2 separate regions of the Homo sapiens genome follow, and region 1 is linked to region 2. Evidence: read pairs that join two places in POLR2A ChIA-PET (ENCODE). Cell type or tissue: HepG2. All regions are shown on one strand. Links, peaks and the distances in the headings refer to the core of each region. The heading gives the core; the rest is flanking DNA.

What was found. ChIA-PET counts read pairs that join two places held together with the same protein. Peaks named below come from ENCODE experiments on the same cell type or tissue, not always from the same donor. Only the 100,000 strongest peaks of a DNase experiment are listed, where the experiment ranks them.
Region 1: POLR2A ChIA-PET joins it to region 2 with 10 read pairs; 3 of 35 experiments call an interaction of 5 or more read pairs at or near these places.

Annotation. Positions count from the first base shown.
Region 1 is chr16:57,700,773-57,712,627 of GRCh38, reverse strand. DRC7 (dynein regulatory complex subunit 7) reads right to left here. Exons shown (of 19, transcript NM_001289162.2): 6 at 10,498-10,692; 7 at 7,594-7,752; 8 at 4,950-5,168. Among named protein-coding and RNA genes, the nearest start is that of DRC7, 12 kb to the right of the region's middle. In HepG2, for the core only: no CTCF peak of the experiment used is centred there; DNase peaks (open chromatin) are centred at 8,157, 8,537 and 11,527; H3K4me3 peaks cover 1,604 bases.
Region 2 is chr16:57,602,890-57,610,889 of GRCh38, reverse strand. It overlaps LOC105371291 (a long non-coding RNA gene), which reads left to right and starts at 3,868. Exons shown (of 4, transcript XR_933627.4): 1 at 3,868-4,162. It also overlaps the pseudogene HMGB3P32. RefSeq lists an enhancer at 944-1,043. In HepG2, for the core only: a CTCF peak has its summit at 1,144; a DNase peak (open chromatin) is centred at 3,719; H3K4me3 peaks cover 922 bases; H3K27me3 peaks cover 852 bases.

The DNA.
Region 1 (11,855 bases), core at 3,709-11,708, 98 kb before region 2:
GAAACTAGAAAAAAGTAAATGAAGCTCAAAGTAAGCATAAAGTATAAAATAATAAAGATCAGAGTGGACATCAATGAGATAGAAAACAAAAACAACGGAGAAAAACCACAAAACCAAAAACTGGTTTATTGACAATAAGGTGGGACTTACTGACCAGAAGGTGGGACTTGACTTCCAAGCTGGGGGCTCAGACACTGGACCAAATTGAGGACTAGCTAAAACGGGGCCAAGGCAACACCCAGAAATTACACCTTTCCATGGCAATGACAAAGTGAACCAGAGGTTACCACTCTATTTCTAGAAATTTCTGCATAATCTGCCCCTTAATTTGCATATGATTAAAGTGGATATAAATGTGACTGTGGAACTGCCTCTGAGCCGCTACTCTTGAAACCGCCTTTGCACAATTATGACTAAGACACTGAAAGAGATCTCAATCGACTCCATCTTGCTTCTAACCTCCAAGCTGTCCTTGTTCATTCCTAGGTGAAGGCTGAACTAACTTTGGGAGAAACTTAGTTTATTATAGTTTAAAACAAAGGCAATAACAGCCCTTTCCCAAAGCAGACCTCCTTCTTGCTTAGGGACTAGATTAGCTACAAGATTAGAAATTATGGTTTAGGAGTCATGCAGCTGGAGGCTACAAGATTCTGACCCTCCCTAAACTGCTCCTAAGATCAGTGCTTGAGATATTTTGCAGGCCCTACACTTGATGGATCAGATGGCACCACCAGATGGATAAACTGGCTCATCTGATCTTGTGAGCCCCACCCAGGAACCGACTTGGTGCAAGAAGACAGCTTTGACTTTCTGTGATTTCATCTCTGACCAATCAGCACTCCTGGTTCCCTGGCATCCCCCAACCCACCAAGTTGTCCCTAAAAACTCTGCTCCCTGAATGCACGAATGCTCTGGGAGACTGATTTGAGTAATAACAAAACTCTGGTCTCCTACACAGCCTGCTCTGCGTGAATTACTCTTTCTCTATTGCAATTCCCCAGTCTTGAATCAGCTCTGTCTAGGCAGCTGGCAAGGTGAACCCCTTGGGTGGTTACAATCTGGGCACACTGCCTATGGGGTAGCCCTGCTCCACAAGGAGCAGTCCATCTGCTGCTGCCGTACGCTGCCACTTCAAGTAAAGTTGCCTCTAACACCACCAGCTTGCCCTTGAATTCTTTCCTGGAAAAAGCCACGAATCCTCACTGGCAAAGCCCTGATTTTGGGGCCTGCCCCTGCATCAAGAGCAACAAAATTGATAAACCTCTAACCAGATTGATCAGGAGCAAAAGAGAGAACACACAAACTACCAATATTAAGAATGAATGGGGTAATGTCACTAAAGACTTTAACATATTAGAAGGAAAATAAGGAGCTATTTTGAACACTTTCATAACAATAAATTTGAAAACAAATGAAATGGACAAATTTCTTGAAAGATACAAACACCAAACCTCACTCAAAAACAGCTTGAGTCTTCCTATTGAATTTGTACCTTAAAATCCTTCCACAAAGAAAATTCCAGCCCCAGATGGCTTCACTTGTGAAGTCCAGCAAACGTACAAAGGAAATCATGCCAATTCTACAGAAACTCATCCAGAAAACTGAAGAAAAGGGAAACTTCCCAACTCATTCCATGAGGCCAGCATTACTGTGATACCAAAACCTGGCAAATATATTCTAAGAAAACTACAGAACAATATCTCTCTTCAACAAAGATACAGAAATTCTAAGCAAAATTTTCAGTTCAACACCAATAATATATAAAAGATTTAACCATCACAATGAAATGAGGTTTATCCCAGGAAAACCATGGTTAGTCTAACATTCAAAATCAATCCAAGTAACTTACCATGTAGATAAACTAAAAAAGAAAAATCATAATAATCTCAATAGACTCAGAAAAAGTATTTGACAAAAATCTAGCATCTATTTCTGAAAAAACTCTCAGCAAACTAGGACTGGAGAAAAACTTCCTTTATTTGATAATGGGAACCAATAAGAGAAACCTGTGGCTAATACTATACTTAATGGTATCAGACTAAATGCTCTCCGTAAGATCAGGAATAAACAGGTTTGCTTTCATCACTTCTGTTTAACATTTACTGATGATTCCAGCCAGTGTGATAAGGGAAGAAAAGCATCCAGATGGGAAAAGAAGTAAAACTGTTTTTATTCACAGATAACATAATTATCTGTATAAACATTGATGGAATCCACGCAAAGGCTATTAGGGCAAATAAGTGAATTTGGGAAGATTTCAGGATAGAAGATCAATATGTAAAAATCAACTGCATTTCTATTCACTAACAAAGAATAGTCAGAAGGTGAAATTTAAAAAAATCATAGCATCAAAAAGCGAAATATTTAGGAATAAATCTGACAAAAGATGTGCAAGAACTGTACACTGAAACCTACAAAATGTTGCTGATAGAAATTTTAAAAGACTTAAATAACTGAAGAGAGATACCATGGTTCATGGGTGAAAAATTCAATATTGTTAAGAAAACGGTTCTCTCTCAATTGATCTATGGATCCAGTATAATCTCAACCACAATCTTCTTTTTGGGGCCCGGGACAGTGGTTCAAGCCTGTAATCCCAGCACTTTTGGAGGCCAAGGTGGGTGGCTTGCTTGAGACCAACCTGGGCAACATTGCAAAACCCATTTTTTGTCTCTATAAAAAATACAAAAATTAGCTGGGCATAGTGGCACATGCCTGCAGTCTGTAGTCCCAGCTACTCGGGAGGCTGAGGTGGAAGAATTGCTTGAGTCCAGAGGTTGCAGTGAGCCGTGATTGCATCACTGCACTCCAGCCTGGTCAACAAAGGAAGACCCTGTCTCAAAAATAAAAATCTTCTTTTGGGGTGATGAAAAAATTCTGGAATTAGATAGTGGTGATAGTTGCACAATCTTGTAAATATACTAAAAGCCACTAACTTGTGCACTTTAGTGGATTTATGTTATGTCAATTACACCTCAATTTTAAAAAGGGGGGAACACAATCAGTCTAATTTACCACTTAATAGAAGAAAAAATTATGATCATTTAATAGATGAAAAAAACATTTGATATAAACAAATTTTGTTTGATTAAAAAAAAACCTGCTAGTGAACTGAGAAAGAAATCCCTTAGTTAAATAAAGGGTAGCTAGCTATAAAAACCCTACAGTCAAGATAAACATCACACAAATAGTGAAATGTTATGATACTAAGGCGTTACTTGTGAATCAGGACTGAGACAAGGATGTTCAGAATCCCCACTTCAATTTGACATTATACTGGATGTACTAACCAGAGAAATAAAACAAGAAAAAGAAATGAAAAAGTATAAGGATTAAAAATGAAGAAACAAAACGGCCATCATTCAGCTATAGAACTGATTGTATATGCAGAAAACCCCAAAGTCTTTACAGATTAATTTTTAAAATGAATAAGCAGGTTTAAAACTTACTGGATATGTGAACAGTTTGCAAAAAGCAATTGCTTTTTTTTTTTTTTTTTGAGACAGAGTCTTGCTTTGTCGCCCAGGCTGGAGTGCAGTGACGCAATATAGGCTCACTACAACCTCCGCCTCCCAGATTCAAGCAATTCTTCTGCCTCAGCCTCCCAAGTAGCTGGGATTACAGGTGCCCACCACCACACTTGGCTATTTTTTGTATTTTTAGTAGAGACGGGGTTTCACCATGTTGGCCAGGCTGGTCTTGAATTCCTGACTTCAAATGATCCACCCTCCTCAGCCTCCCAAAGTGCTGGGATTACAGGTGTGAGCCCCCACACTCAGCCAAAAATCAATTGCATTAAATAAAACCACAGTGCAATACCATTACATGTCCACTACAATAGCTAAAATGGAAAAGAAAGTATCCAGTATTGGCAAGGATGTGGATGGAGCTCTGAGAACCCTCATACATTGCTGGTGGGAGTGTAAATGGATGCAATCACTTGAGAAATCGGGCAGTATCTACTAAAACTGAGTATGTGCCCACCCTGTGACTCAGCGATTCCACCCCTCAGTAGTTACCCAACAGAAATGTGTGTATGTGTTCACTGAAATATATGTATACAAATATTCATGGCGGCATTATTCAAAATAGTCCCAAACTGGACACAGTCTCAATGTGCAACTGTAGAAAGGACAAATAAGTTCTGGTGTATTCAAATAATGGAAAGTAATAAAAAATGAAAATGAACAAACCACACAAAAAACCACAATGAATTTCATAAACATAATGAGTGAAGGAATCCAAGAGTAAGAGTATTGAATCACTGTGTGATTCAACTGATGTAAACTCCAAAAACAGATGAAACTAATGGATGTCGTTAGAAGTCAAGATAGTGCTTAACTCTGGGGACGATGGTAGGGTTGGTGGCCAGGAGGAGACATGAGGGGGCTTCTAATGGTCCTGGCTACACAGGTGTGTTCAGTGTGTGATAATTCAATGGTATGTACACTTAGGATTGTGACCTCCTCTGTACCCTCTTGTAGGCGCGTGTGTGTACCAGTGCCACATACGTGAGTTAAAAATACATTTGGAGGAAGATAGTAATTGTGCAAAGGGACTTTGTGGGGTTTGGGCAATATTCTATTTCTTGGTCTGGGTGTAGGAAACCAAGGTGTGTTAAATTTGTGGGATTTCACTGAACTGTATGTATGCATGGGATGAGTGTACTTTTCTGCATGTAGGTTACACTTCAATATAGAGTTTTTAAAAAATGCATTCAAACAATCCACACTTTAGAAGGATACACAAATCAGGAGAGACAATAATCGTATCAGAATGGTTATTCATGGGCAAGGGAGTGGGCCATGGAGACGCAGCTATGGAGAAGGTTCAAAGCCCTCGTGGCCTGGTGTCTCGCTCTCCCCAAGGTCTGGCTGCCATTGCTTCCCTCTATTCCTATCACCTGCACTGTGCCTGCCACACCCACCCAGCTCCCCCTCCCTAGGCACCTTGCAGCAGTTCCAGCAATCCTGCATGTTGATCCAGTAGTTCTTGTGGTTCCACAGGCTTTCGATGCCCAGGAAGTGCTCATCCTGGGTGCTGTAGCTATGTCCTGTGAATGGGTCGATGAAGAAGTTCTCAGGCACCTCGCGCTTCCCCGATAGCACAAGGACCCAGGAGTGCACCCGCAGGCCGTGCAGGGCATCCGGCTTTGCCTTCTCCGCTTCCTGCCAAGGAAAGGTGGGTGACTACGAGTCAGATGGCTGGAAGAGGAGTGTCAGGGGCCCAGACATCTCCCTGGGGCTGGGGAACCAGCAGGAGAGCTGAGTTCTGATGTAGACTGCACCATCAACCGGAGTGTGACGGCCCATCTCCCCTCCCATCACCCAACCACTGAGCCCATTTGTAAAATCAAAACAATGGGAGAGTCTGACTAGATCTGTGGTTTACAAATCGGACTCTTTGGGGCACTGGGCATCTGGGGGTTACCGGCTTTATATGTTATGACTTTGGGTGAGGTTTCATCCACAGAAAGGAAATGGGAGACCAAGTACCTTTCTTATCTGCCTCCCTCTGAGAGAACTGTGACTGTCTTGTTGTTCATTGTTATGTATAAATAGGTCTGGACCAGAAAAGAAGCTCAAGGAATACTCTATGGAAGGAAAGGAAAGAAGGGAGTGGGGAAAGAGGATTGGAGGAAGGATAGGAGTGTGGAGTTGGAAGAAGAGATGGGAGATGGGTAGGAGGATGGCTGGCAGGATGGATGAGAGGACTGATGGCAGGAAAAATGGATAGGAGGATGCATGGGAGGAGAGAGGGGAGGATGGATGGATGGGAGGATGGGTGGATGGGAGGATGGATGGATGGGAGGATGGGTGGATGGGAGGATGGATGGATGGGAGGATGAGTGAGACAATGGATGGATGGGAGAACAGTGGGTAGGAGGGTGGATGGATGGGAGGATGGACGGATGGGAGGATGGGTTGGAGGAGAAATGGAAGGAAGGATGGATGGATCGGAGGATGGTGAGAGGATGGATGGGAGAATGGATGGGAGGATGGACGGATGGGGGGGTGGGTGGGAGGATGGACGGATGGGAGGATGGGTGGATGGGAGGATGGATGGATGGGAGGATGGGAGGATGGGTGGATGGGTGGATGGGAGGGTGGGAGGATGGATGGATGGAAGCATGGATGAGAGGACGGATGGATGGGAGGATGGATGGATGGGAGGAGAAATGGGAGGATGGATGGATGGGAGGATGAGTGGGACAATGGATGGATGGGAGAACAGTGGGTAGGAGGGTGGATGGATGGGAGGATGGACAGATGGGAGGATGGGTTGGAGGAGAAATGGAAGGAAGGATGGCTGGATCAGAGGATGGTGGGAGGATGGATGGGAGAATGGATGGGAGGATGGATAGTTGGGAGGATGGACGGATGGGAGGGTGGGTGGGAGGATGGATGGATGGGAGGATGGGTGGATGGGAGGATAGATGGATGAGAGGATGGGAGGATGGGTGGATGGGAAGATGGGTGGATGGGAAGATGGGAGAATGGATGGATGGAAGCATGGATGAGAGGATGGATGGATGGGAGGATGGATGGATGGGAGGCAAAATGGGAGGATGGATGGATGGGAGGATGGGTGGATGGGAGGATGGATGGATGGGAGGATGGTGGGAGGATGGATGGATGGGAGGATGGTGGGAGGATGGATGGATGGAAGGATGGATGGGAGGATGGATGGATGAGAGGATGGATGGGAGAATGGATGGATGGATGGGAGGATGAGTGGGATGATGGATGGATGGGAGAATAAGTGGGTAGGAGGGTGGATAGATGGGAGGATGGATGGATGGGAGGATGGATGGGAGGAGAAATGGGAGGATGGATGGATGGGAGGATGGATGGATGGGAGGATGGATGGGAGGAGAGATCAGAGGGTGGATGGGAGGATGGATGGATGGGAGGATGATGGATGGGAGGATAAATGGGAGGATGGATGGATGGATGGGAAGATGGATGGATGGGAGGATGGGTGGGAGGATGGATGGATGGAAGGATGGATGGGAGGAGAGATGGGAGAATGGATGGTTGGGAGGATGGATGGATGGGAGGTGGGTGGGAGGACAGATGGATGGGAGGATGGGTGGATGGGAGGATGGATGGATGGAAGGTTGGGTAGGAGGATGGATGGATGGGAGATGGACAGATGGGAGGATGAATGGGAGGAGAGATCAGAGGATGGATGGGAGGATGGATGGATGGATGGATTGGCGAATGGGAGGATGGATGGGAGGGGAGATGGGAGGATGGATGGGAGGAGAGATGGGAGGATGAATGGATGGGAGGGTGTATGCAGGTATATCCCCAGTAAGAGTCTAGAGCAAAGAGGACACCAGAGCTGCCTAGCATAGAATGGGCTGCCCCAGGCAGTACAGTGCCCTGATGTTAGGAGTCCATCATGAGAAGCTGGCTGACCACCAGTGGGAGATTCCTGCAGGGCCAGGTAGAGGTTGGGGGTGATTGTGAGGTGGACCTAGTTGGGGGGTCCATACACACATCCCCTCCATGACCTATGCCTCTTTTCCCATCCCTAGCAGTCCTTTCTCGATAGCTGAGCCCAGGGGATTCAGGGCTGAGGACCCACCATGAGGCGCTCCTCCTCCTCCCTCAGCCGCTTCTTCTCCTGGGCTCTGATCTCCTGCTGCTTCTTCACCTCTTGCTCCTGCTCAAACCTGCTGCACAGGTCCCTGGGGGGTTTGATGGTATACTTCTTAGGCAGCACCTTTTCCTCCTTCTTGATGGTCTGTCACCCAAAAGAAGAGGAAGGGTCAGTGGCCCTGCATCCCCCCTTTACATGTGCAACTCCAAGAGGTGAGACCCGCCCAGCCAGTCCCTCAGACCGGGGGATGGCAGCTACTCCTGTAGCCTGTGGCCTTTCTGGCTCTAAATGCAGCTCCAGCTCCATGACCTTGGGAGGTCCTCTCACTTCTCTGAATCTCAGGTTCATGGTGTGAGAATAATAGGAACTTTCTCCCCAGCCTCTTTCTGAGAAGTAAAGACAGAAAAAATGCCCGAGGGAGGTACCTGTCAGGGCCAGGAGCTCAGGAGGTGTGGCTTTCTCCTCTTCAATCCTCACCACCCATCCTAGCCATGACCTGGGTCTGATCCAGAAGTGGGGAGAATTGTCAGGAGTTGGATTTTTCAGATCTTGTCATCGGAGGGCCTCATATGTTGACTTTAACAGTTTGCTGGGCCAGGAAGGAGAAGAAACCGTGTGTGTGTGTGTGTGTGTGTGTGTGTGTACGCTTGCGTGTCTACAAATGTGTGCTAAGTGGCAAGAAGTATTCCCAGGAAAGAGCACTGCAGAGGCTGCAGAGGTGGGCCTGTGATAGTCATGAAGGAGAAATAGTGAATCTCCAGCGTTTCAAGTTCCCTGAGTCTCCATTTTCCTGCTGTGTGACTTTGGCCACATTATGTTACCTTTTGATTTCATCAACATACTCATCTGTAACATAAAAGTGACAATATCTACCACACTGGGCCATCGTGGGGAGCAACAAGCACAATGGACATGAAAGCGGATTTTAAACCCGAAAGTTCTCTGCATCTGTTTGTTATTGATATAATGTTAATCATTAAGCTTTTGGCTGAGCTGAGAGCTGAGATGCCCGGGTGGGAGCTCAGAGGCTTTTTTTTTTTTTTTTTTTTTTTGGAGCCAGAGTATCCCTCTGTTGCCCAGGCTGGAGTGCAATGGTGCGATCTCAGCTCACTGCAACCTCCACCTTGCAGGTTCAAGCGATTCTCCTGGCTCAGCCTCCCGAGTAGCTGGGTTTACAGGCATGCACCACCACACCCAGCTAATTTTTATATTTTTAGTAGAGACGGGGTTTTGCCATGTTGGCCAGGCTGGTCTGGAACTCCTGCGCTCAAGTGGTCCACTTGCCTCAGCCTCCCAAAATGCTGAGATTACAGCCTCCCAAAATGAGCCACCGTGCCCAGCCAGAGGCTTTTGAAGCCAAAAGCCATGGCGGAGCTCGTGCTCCATCTTCTCTTGGGGAGGTGGGCCTGAGAGAGCAAGGCTCTTCTTGTGCTTCCCCTTCTGTCTCGCCCTTCTCCCACCAGAGCACCCACCCTGGGGTCCCTGGGTGCTCACCCAGGTATAACCCAGGTACACAGTGATCCTGCTGGATGCCTCAGGTCCCTGGATCCCCATCTCCAAGCTGCGGACACCCACAGGAGCCTGACCCTGATCCCAGAGTCCTGGAATTAATCCACCTCATGAAGAGCATTTTCTGTCTGTAGCATGACTATTTTCTAAATGTAAAGAGATGCATTTGTGATTCTGATATTCATTCCAGAGTATTTCTTGTGTCTGTAGCAGCCTGTGGTCCTTATGGAGATCTTAATGAGCAGATCTAAAAACACAGCCACCAGCCACTGAACAGTTGGTGATTTTTTTTTTTTTTTTTTTTTTTTTTGCTATTAAAAAGGGGCCTTGAGGGCCAGGCACGGTGGCTCAGGCCTATAATCCCAGCACTTTGGAAGGCTGAGGCGGGAGGATTGCTTGAGTCCAGGAGTTCACGACCAGCCTGGACAACATAGTGAGAACCTATAAAAAACAAACAAAATTAGCTGGCCGTGGTGGTACTCGCCTGTAGTCTCAGCTACTTGGGAGGCTGAGGCAGGAGGACGGCTTGAGTCCAGGAGGTTGAGGTTGCAGTGGGCCGAGATCATGCCACTGCACTCCAGCTTGAGTGACAGAGTGGAAGAGACCCTGTCTCAAAAAAAAAGCAGGCTTTTTACCTCGGGAGTGTGGGACTGAGAACCAAATGTCTGTTCACTTGTCTGTTATTTTTTATTTCTTTTATTTATTTTTTGAGATGGAGTCTTGCTCTGTCACCCAGGCTGGAGTGCAATGGCGCAATCTCAGTTCACTGCAGCCTTTGCCTCCCGGGTTTCAAGTGATTCTCCTGTCTCAGCCTCCTGAGTAACTGGGACTACAGGCACATGCCACCATGCGTGGCTAATTTTTTTGTATTTTTGATAGAGACAGGGTTTCGCCATGTTGGCCAGGCTGGTCTCGAACTCCTGACCTCAAGTGATTTGCTCGCCTTGGACTCCCAAAGTGCTGGGATTACAGGCATGAGCCACCGCACCTGGCCTATTTTCTTATATAAAAATGGCTGGCTGGATTTTTATCAAATGCATAGGGTAAATTTGGAATCGTTTGACTTAAGATATAAGCTATGTGGCATTCATAAAATTTACCAAGCAGGGAGCATAGTAGCTGAAAACTGAGTTACAACAGACAGAGAAGAACAGCCAGCTTGGAAAACTGGGCTGGATGTGTTAAGACACCGAGGACATAAATCACTGGTGGTTTGAAATATGAACTCCAGGGCAGCGGAAGGGCTGGTGGTGAGGGATCTGTGTCCGCGTGGCCAGGGCTGGGGATGAGGCGGCAGTGATGGACGTCTCTAAGGATGGCACGACAGCACCGGGAATGTTCATCCTTTGGGAAACCCGGGCAGCTCAAGCCCGACCATACCTCCTTGGGCTTCACAGTGAGTGGGCACACCTCCCGCGTCAGGTCCATGTGGCACAGGTCCAGCGAGCCGTAGCCGTTGACGCAGTAAGCATCATAGCCAGAGCCGATAAGCATGGAGCAGAGCAGCGTACTGAAGTCAAAGCAGTTCCCCTTCTGGTACTTGAGCACAGTGGTCGAGGAGTACAGGTGCGAGGGCTGGTCACAGTGGGACGGTCAGCACAGCTGGGGCCCCGCTGCCCCAGCCTGTCCTCCCCACCGGTCACAGCCCACCACCTGTCAGGGTGGGGAGCCAGGACCAATGCACAGGCTGGACCTGCTTTGGGCCCCTAACCCTTGTGGGGTCAGGGAGCCTGCTAAGAATGGAATGACAACCAGACACCATGCCATTCACATTTGCCTGTCATTTGAAGGGGCTATGGACTTCCTGATAGGGGGAAACCTTCTGGACTGTAGGAGTGTCTGATCTAATGCCCTCTGACTGGTAAGTTTACTGTTTTGCTCCAATGCTCCCCCTTCCTTCGATACCCACCTTTCCTCCTCCTCCCTTTATCAGTTCTCCACTGTTGACCTTGCCCTTTCTTCCTCCCTCCCTCTATTCTGAAGGAGAAGCTGACGAATTTGGTCAGAAGCCCAAAGATGGGGTTAGGGCCACGGGCAGCCGGGCCTCCCCTCTCTCTTTCCTGTACCGCTTGAAGCCATGGCAGGGAAGCTCTGAATGCAAAGGAGAAAAGAGGTGGGAACCAGAAGCCCAGGCTTGCTGTGTGTCCTCAGGCAAGTGGCTGTCTCTCTCTAGGCCTGTTTGCCCTTAGGGGCCCTGAGAGGCTGTACCCTGAGCCTGGCTGAGCTTCCTTTTCCCAGACCGTGCCTGACATCCCATTGAAGGAAATCATGTACACAGTGATCCGTTTCCAAGGCAAAGTGCCTTGAATAGGCTTAGGTCAGCAAACTACAAAAACCCCAGGATATACTAGGCCCCTGCTTGAATAGCCAATGCCTGTTTGTCAGCCTTCTCCTTCCTCCCCCTTACCTACCGCCTTAGTTGCCCTCACTCAAACCAAAAAAGTTTAGCCTAAGATAAAAGTTTACTAGTCTGCAAAATAGCTCGCTTTGTCTGTTCTTATCAGCCTGCCCAGCTACTCAGGTCATAAGTCAAATACTTAAAGAGCCCCTGAGCTAACTAGGATTGCAATGCATTGTGGGTTGCAATAAAATGCTGCAAAACAACCCTAGAAAAAACACCTAAAGCCCCTGCCTAACAATCAATAGGCGATGTCTGGGAAGATTGTGACCCCATAGTACTCAGCCTGTGAGGAACCAGGGGAGGGACCTGCGCACTAGGGGATAAACTGCTTGTTAAA
Region 2 (8,000 bases), core at 1-8,000:
GCAGGTCAGGAAAGCTGTATTCAGGTCCCGTACATCTCCTCTCAGGAACCTTCAAAGCCTGGTCTCCTCCTACTCAAGAGGGGCCCTGAAGAAAAGACACTCCAGTGACAAGCTGTGGTCACAGGGCTGTCCAGCCTGACCCGTGGAGAGCTGAAGCGGTCCAAGTGCTCAGCACCAGGAGATGGCTCAGAAAGCACAACCCAGGTTTGTCCTCTGGGGTCACCAACCATCTCATTTTGCCGGGGACTGTCTCTGCTTAGCACTGAAAGCTCTGCCTCCTGGGAAACCTCTCAGTTCCAGTAAACTGAGAGAGCTGGTCACCCCCCAGCTCATGGTCATATGGTCACAACAAAAGGAAAACGCTTATACAGTTGGCCCTCTGCACAAGTCGTTGGGGGCATGACTGAGGGACATGAGCATCCTACAATTTGGTCCCCCACAGGTATTGGGGGATGACTGTAATACAAAATTCAGTGAAATAAGCAGAAAACAAAGGCAATGTCTCCACCTGTCTCAGGGACCTGTTTCCCCACTCAAAGACAGGGCTGCTACCCAGGGGCCACTTGGAAAAGCTCTGCACAGAGTGAACAGTGATGTCAAATTGATGCTTCCAGGTCAAGCTGAGAGGTGGCAGGGATGACAGGCAAGAAGAGGCAGCCCTGAGGAGGTGGCAAGCACAGGACCCTGGAGGTGGATTCCAGTCCTCACTGTGTGACCTTGAGGAGGCGACCTGCCCCTTGGTGCCTCAGTTTCTCCATCTGTGACAGGTTTCTTCCTCACTGGGTGGTTGTGCAGCTTTAGTGAGATCAACCATAGACAGCACAGTGCGGGGCTTATTGCCAGCACTTAAGCAGTGCTTTTAGGAAGCCGAGCCAACTGATAGCATTGTGCGTGCCTTTTTTTTTTTCCATTTTAGAATTGTTTCCATTATAGCTGTTCTAATGTTATTTGTGCAATCAAAACAAAACCAAATCAAACCCACAAGTATCTAGGTACATAATGTATATAAATAGAATCTGAAACCAAATGTTGGACTGTAGTGGGGGTGCATAGGGCTGCTCCCCAGCTGTCACAGCTGGCCCCAAAGCACGCCATACTCGGAGGCATAGCTTTAGAAGAGCTGACAGGAGACGCAGTGGTGCCTCCCTGAGGTTACGCCAAGTCATGCCAGAACTAACACCCGAGCAGGCAGCTCTGGCTGCTGAAGAAAGAGAGGGCAGGTGGGCGCAGCTCCTAAGACAGAGAAGGTGTTTTTGTTTCCGGCACAGCCCGACACAGAATGGCTCAGGTCCACCTCTGCAGCTTGACACAGATTCTATTTGCCATGCAGACTGATCTCAGCAATTTGGGGCTGCTGTGGCCCCACAGGGAGGAAACCGAGCTGCATCGCACAGAAGGGTCAGCCACATCCCCCAGTTGCATGGGGATAAAGCCCTCTGCTTTTCCACTTGTCTCTGAATTCCTGTCCCAGGAATTAGGATTTCTTGTGCAGGCTGGAATGAGCAAAATACTTAGGGTGTAACATTTAAGGAGGTGCCCACCGTCAGTGCCAATGGCCCTGCACCTCACTTTAATCTTCATGTGATTCTATTAGGCAATCTCTATTATTATCCCATTTCGTTGTCCAAAAAAGGAAAAAAAAAAAAAAAAGAAAGGAAGAAAAAAAGAAAAAGAATAAGGCTCAGAGAGCTGATGTTACTTGCCCTGAAAAGTGACAGAGCCAAAATTCAAACCCAGACCCATCAGATTCCAGCACCTAATGGCTTAACCATTGGGCCATCCTTTCTCCTGAGTACATGGGCACCCAGGTGATCCTCAAGTGACCAGTGCGGCAGAAAATACGCTGAGGCTGAGTGTGCAGGCGGCAGCTGCAGTCCCAGCTCTGTCCAGGCTCACCGGGTGACCTTGGGCAAGTCTCTTTTTTTCTCTGTGCCTCAATTTCCTTGTTTATAGAAGCTGGTGGCTATGCTGGGCCAAGAGTCACAAACTACAGTGCCCACAGCGGCCAGGCTGCAAAGCTAATGAGAGCAGGAAGGGGGCAGGGTGGGAGACAATAGGGAGTGGGGGGACCTGGGGTGAACTGGAGAGTATGGGCCACGCTGGGGAGCACTGCCCAGCTCCAGTGAACTGTCACTTGAGGAAATATGAGCCCCATGTGGCCTGATCCTTCAGTTTTTTCAAGGAAGCCAGAAATTTGAAATTAATGTGAAAATCTTAATTGTTATAAGTTGGGGATGAATTCAAATGGATTTAAAGCCTGTCATAAGCCAAACAAAGCCTATCTAAGGCTAGATCTCACCCTCGGGGCCTCCAGCAAGCAACCTCTAGATTCCATGTCAGAAGCTGTAAGTGTTCCTCAATATCCACCTCCCCTTTCTATACCAATAGAACCCCATATTTTCGCTGGGTTCATGGCCCCCTACAATAAAGACATTATTACCTAACATTCCTTGGAACTGGGTGGCCACATGACCAAGTTCTGAACAATAGGATGCAGCCATCAGTAAAGTCTGCAAATCTTGCATCATGCTCTTAAAAAAAAAAAAAGAGGTGCACCCTTTTGGAGGAGCAAAAAGGGAAGGGGTATGAGTGCCCAAAGTCCAGGAGCCACCACAGCCACCGTGCAGCCTGGTCCCTCGCATGGGATGGAAGTAAACGGCTTCTTGTTTATATGGGTTCTTACTCTTGAGTTTGTTACAGCAGCCAAAGTCATAACCTACCTAGCACAGGCTCTTTCAGGGATCTTCCTCAGGGCTCATAATTTTAAAGCCAGAAGGCTCCCACAATCCTCAATTCCCACCCCCATTCCTGACCATATACCTATTTTACAGATGGGGAGACCAAGGTTCAGAAAGGTGGAGAGTCTGTAACTTAATGAGTGAACAGCCTCTCTAAATGCAGACACAGCATAAATAGGACCCTTCTTCTACCCCAAATAAAGCTGCCAGGAGCTCATGTCTGGGAAAAGGGACTACAAGGGTGGGGACGGTGCCACCCGCATCCTCTCAGGGGCCACCGTGTGCTAGGCAAAGCCTTTCTTCACTGCTAGGGGCCCCTACAAGTCCCAGGCTTGCACCCCAACCCCGTGTTTCTTTGTTGTCTGCCCCCAGCCCGCAAGCCCATGTCTCTCTGGGCTGAAGAGGCCTTCAGGACATCCTTTTTTTTTTTTGAGATGGAGTCTCGCTCTGTCACCCAGGCTGGAGCGCAATGGTGCCATCTCAGCTCACTGCAACCTCCGCTTCCCAAGTTCCAGTGATTCTCCTGCCTCAGCTTCCCGAGTAGCTGGGATTACAGGCATGCGCCACCACGCCTGGCTAATTTTTGTATTTTCAGTAGAGACAGGGTTTCACCATGTTGACCATGCTGGTCTCAAACTCCTGACCTGAAGTGATCCGCCCGCCTATTCCTCCCAAAGTGCTGGGATAACAGGCATGAGCCACCATGCCTGGCCAGCACTGGTAATTTTTTAAAGCTCCTTCTACCCCTATACACCCCCACCCCCACACCCGCCCGATGGCCCCAGGCGACTGCAGGGTTGGGGCATGTGAGTCTGGTGGTTTCGCCCTAAGGGTCCTGGGTATCTGGTGCTCGGCACTTTGCCAGTCTCAGCCACTGGCTCAGCCTTTCCCCTGGAGATATAGAGGCTATGGGGGCAGTGATCTGGAAGGCCAGCTGTGTAGAAGTCCCTGAGGGTCAAAGTCTAGGTCTGGCAGTGTTGGAGAATAAAACCCTTGGCTGGCCAAACACTGGGAGGCTGCACCTGCTGCTCTGCAAATATGCCTGCCCCTGCCTGAGCAGGAGGCCTCAGCCAGCCCTCAGCAGGAACCCAGCCAGGGCCACCCACCCCAGCCATGCTAAGCCTCTGCCAGAGTGAGAGAGGCCCGCGTGGGCCAGGGGTGGCACAAGAGTCACTCTCAGGGTGGGCCAAAGGGTATCACAGAGACAGCCCGGCCCTGGAGCCATGCAGACCAGGAGCCGGGTGCCACCTCCAACACCAACTCACAGTGACTTTGGGCAAGTCCTTTTTTTGTCTTGAACCTCAGTGGGCCTAGTCTTGGCAACTGTGCAGTCGAGTGTCCAGCCCAGGGTCTAGACCAGAGCCAGTGGCAGCAAACAGCCCTGTTATCAAGAAGCAACATAACAAGAAGAAAGGAGAAAAAAGGTAAGCTGATTTTTCCTTTTCTGAGTGTTTGCAGAAGTCAACAGATAATGTCCAAGGTTAATAAATCAGGAAATGGCAGTAGAAGCATGTTATTTATGGCTCTGGAGGTAACTGCCACATGAGCTCGAACTATTAGAAGTGGTTGCCTCTGGGGAGGGGGCTTGCAGGAAATGGGCTTTTCACTATAAGTCCTTTTTACCAGTTCGTGTTTTTTAATGTCTATTTAGAAGTATTTATTAAAAAGTGACTCTGCCCCTCCACTCTTGATTTTCCAGGTCATCCCTGTTAACAGAAGTATTTTTGGCCTATAAGGCCATGTATAGGGTTAAGTGCTCAGACTGTGGAGTTGGGCTGCCAGAGTTCAAATCCTTGCTCTGTAACTTACCAGCTGTGCCGCCTTGGGCAAATTACTTAACCACTCTGTTCCTGTTTTCTCATATGTAGAATGGGAGTAATAATAATTCAATGCTCCTGGTTTACACAGTAAACATTCAGTAATTGTGAGACATGATTATTATATATCCCTGTAACTCATATATGCAATTGTTTTACAAAAATAGAATTAGTATGCTATACACAGTGTTTGCAACTCGCTTTTCTTTCTCTTGCCAAGTTATAATGGATATCATTTCTGCTTAGAATGTATAGTTCCATCTCATTCTTTTTCATTAGTACAAGAATTCCATTGCATAGAATGTAAAATTATTTAGCCATAACCCTCTATTGAAGGAAATTAAGGGGTCCTATTTTTTAGTGTAATACACTTTGCAGTAATTAACATATATATTTTGGCACATGTGTGGCTATTTCTAAAGGAAAGATACCTAAAAGAGGGATTACTAGGTTATAGAATTGTGCAATTAAAAATTGTACAGATACTTGAGCCGGGGAGGTCAAGGCTGCAGTGAGCATGATGGCACCACTGCATTTCAGCCTGGGTGACAGAGCAAGACCCTGTCAAAAAAAAAAAAAAAAAGGTATAGACACTGCTAAATTGCCCCCTTAAAAAGTAGTACCAATTTAGAGTCCCACCATATCCATTCCAATGTGGAGGTGATCTCTCTAGATGGGCAAAAAATTGTTTTAGTGTGCCTATTGTAATTCTGAGTGGAACCGAGCATCTTTTCATAACTTCATCATCCATTTTTCTTTCTTCTCCTGTGAAACAAATGTTTATATCCTTTATCCAACTTAAAAAAAAGTAATACTGTTTATTTAACTTCAAAAACATTTCAGCATTCTAAACATACAAAAAAAATAACAGAATGTTGCAAATCGTGTTTAAGGACAGAAGGTTCCTGAATTTTCATTGCAGTGACTCTTTGCTTTAGTGACAATGAAGAGTTCTACAGTTTAAAAACCACCACACTTAACTAAAAAACAAAACAAAAACTAAACACTTCTCATGCCAGCTGACCCCCCCATCTTTGCCTTTAGCTAAGAATGGCAGCAGAAAGCTGTCACCACATACAGAAACAAGACAACTTGAAGCTAAATGAATGCCCACTGCACAGTGAACCGGTCCAGCGTCACGGTGCATGCCCTCAGCTATGGCCCCTCCAAAAGGCACCTTCCCCACAGCCTCAATGCCAGACAAGAAGCATCAAGAGCTTGCCTCAGTTGTTTTATTCTTTTTACAAACTATGGACATATACAGTTGATAACTCAGGATTTCTAGCCAATAACCATATAGTTAACACCATCTTACAAATTATAAAAATGCCAGAAACATGGTTTCTTTGTTTGTTTTGTTTTGTTTTGTTTTGTTTTGAGACGGAGTCTCACTCTGTTCCCCAGTCCGGAGTGCAGTGGCGTGATCTCGGCTCACTGCAAGCTCCGCCTCCTGGGCTCAAGCGATTCTCCTGCCTCAGCGTCTCAAGTAGCTGGGATTATAGGCATGCGCCACCATTCCCGGCTAATCTTTGTATTTTTAGTAGAGACAGGGTTTCGCCATGTTGGCCAGGCTGGTCTCGAACTCCTGACCTCAGGTGATCCGCCCACCTCGGCCTCCCAAAGTGCTGGGATTACAGGCGTGAGCCACCACACCCGGCCCAGAAACATCTTTAAATGCCCTGTCACACCAACAGCAAAGTGCACAGAGTGAGAATATGAGAGGGCGTTTTCATTTTAAAATGTTCGGAGGCTGGGCATGGTGGCTCATGCCTGTAATCCCAGCACTTGGGGAGGCCAAGGCCAGCGAATGGCGAATGGCTTGAGCCCAGGAGTTCAAGACCAACCTAGGTGACATGGTGAAATGCCATCTCTACAAAAAATAAAAAAATTAGCCATGTATGGTGGCATGCACCTGTAATCCCAGCTACTGGGGAGGCTGAAGTGGGAGACTCGCCTGAGCCCAGGAGGTGGAGGCCGCAGTGAGCTGAGATCATACCACTGCACACCAGCTTGGGCGACAGAGCGAGACTGTGTCTCAAAAAACAAACAAACAAAGGTTTGGAATTATGTACAACTTTGATACAGTTTCAGGGTGCTCTGGACACCCACGGCCACTTTATGTAAACCACTGACAATTTCTAGAGCACTCTGAGAGACTGCAATATGATCGTGATCAAATTTTGTAATTAAAACTAATGAGGGCAACAGATATTTCTCAAATGAGAGATGAGTCAATTACAACGCGGTCCCCAACCTTTTTGGCACCAGGGACCGGTTTCATGGAAGAAAATTTTCCACGGACGGGGGTCAAGGGTGGGGGCAAGGGGGGGATAGTTTTGGGATGAAACGGTTCCACTTCAGATCATCAGGCATTATTTAGATTCTCCTAAAGAGCACTCAGCCTAGATCCCTCTCATGTGCAGTTTACAACAGGGTTCAGAATCTAATGCCACCGCTGATCCGACAGGAGGCTCAGGTGGTAATACTTGCTCGCCTGCCGCTCACCTCCTCCTGTGACGCCTGGCTCCTAATGGACCACAGACGAGTACTGGTCCATGGACCGGGGGTTGGGGACCCCTGAATTATGACACTCCTCTGCTCTAAGATATTGACAAGGAGATGGATAAACAGGTTTTTTAATTCCTCCTCCTCCTCCTCCTCTTCCTTGTCTACCTTTTTCCAGGCAACTTTAACTTTTGCACCATCGAACTTTCCTTCAGACTTCGAGTCAGCAACACCCTTCTCACACTTCTTCAGCTTGCTGCCGTAGTGATGTCAGGCAGCTTTGCACTGTCACTCAAGTTATTCCATATCTCACTCAGCCTTTTTGCCACATCTCCAATAGAGATGCCAGGGTTTGTGGATTTGTCCTCGGGGCAGAATTCTGAACAGAACAGGAAGAATCCAGATGGTAGCCTTTTGGGGGCTTTAGGGTCCTTCTTCTTGCCTCCCTTAGCTGGTCCGTAATTCTTTATTTCCCAATCATAGAGTACTTCATCCACCTCGGTCATTTCGTCAGGCTTAGACTTCTCTTTTCCACACATTGTCTTCCGCCTCTCAGAGCACTTCTTGGAAATTTCTGTGAAATTGACAAGAACCTCTGGGTTTTTCTTCTTGCATTCTTCTCTGCATGTCTGCATAAAGAAGGCATAAGCAGACATCTCACCTTTTGGTTTCTTGGGGGTCATCTTTAGCCATCCTGACTATATTGTCGCTAGTCTGGGCAACGCAGGGCACCTGCTTTACACATTTTTAATTGGGCTTTTTGCCACTTTCTTACTGATTCATAGGACCTCTTTGCATATTAGAAACCTTAATTCTTTAATACATATGAGCCAAATATTTTCCCAGGATCTTCTGCATGCTTTTAGCTAAATTCTTGGTGTCATTGGTCATAGAAAAGTTTTGCATTTTTATATAGTTAGATGTAGTCTTCCTTTATGAT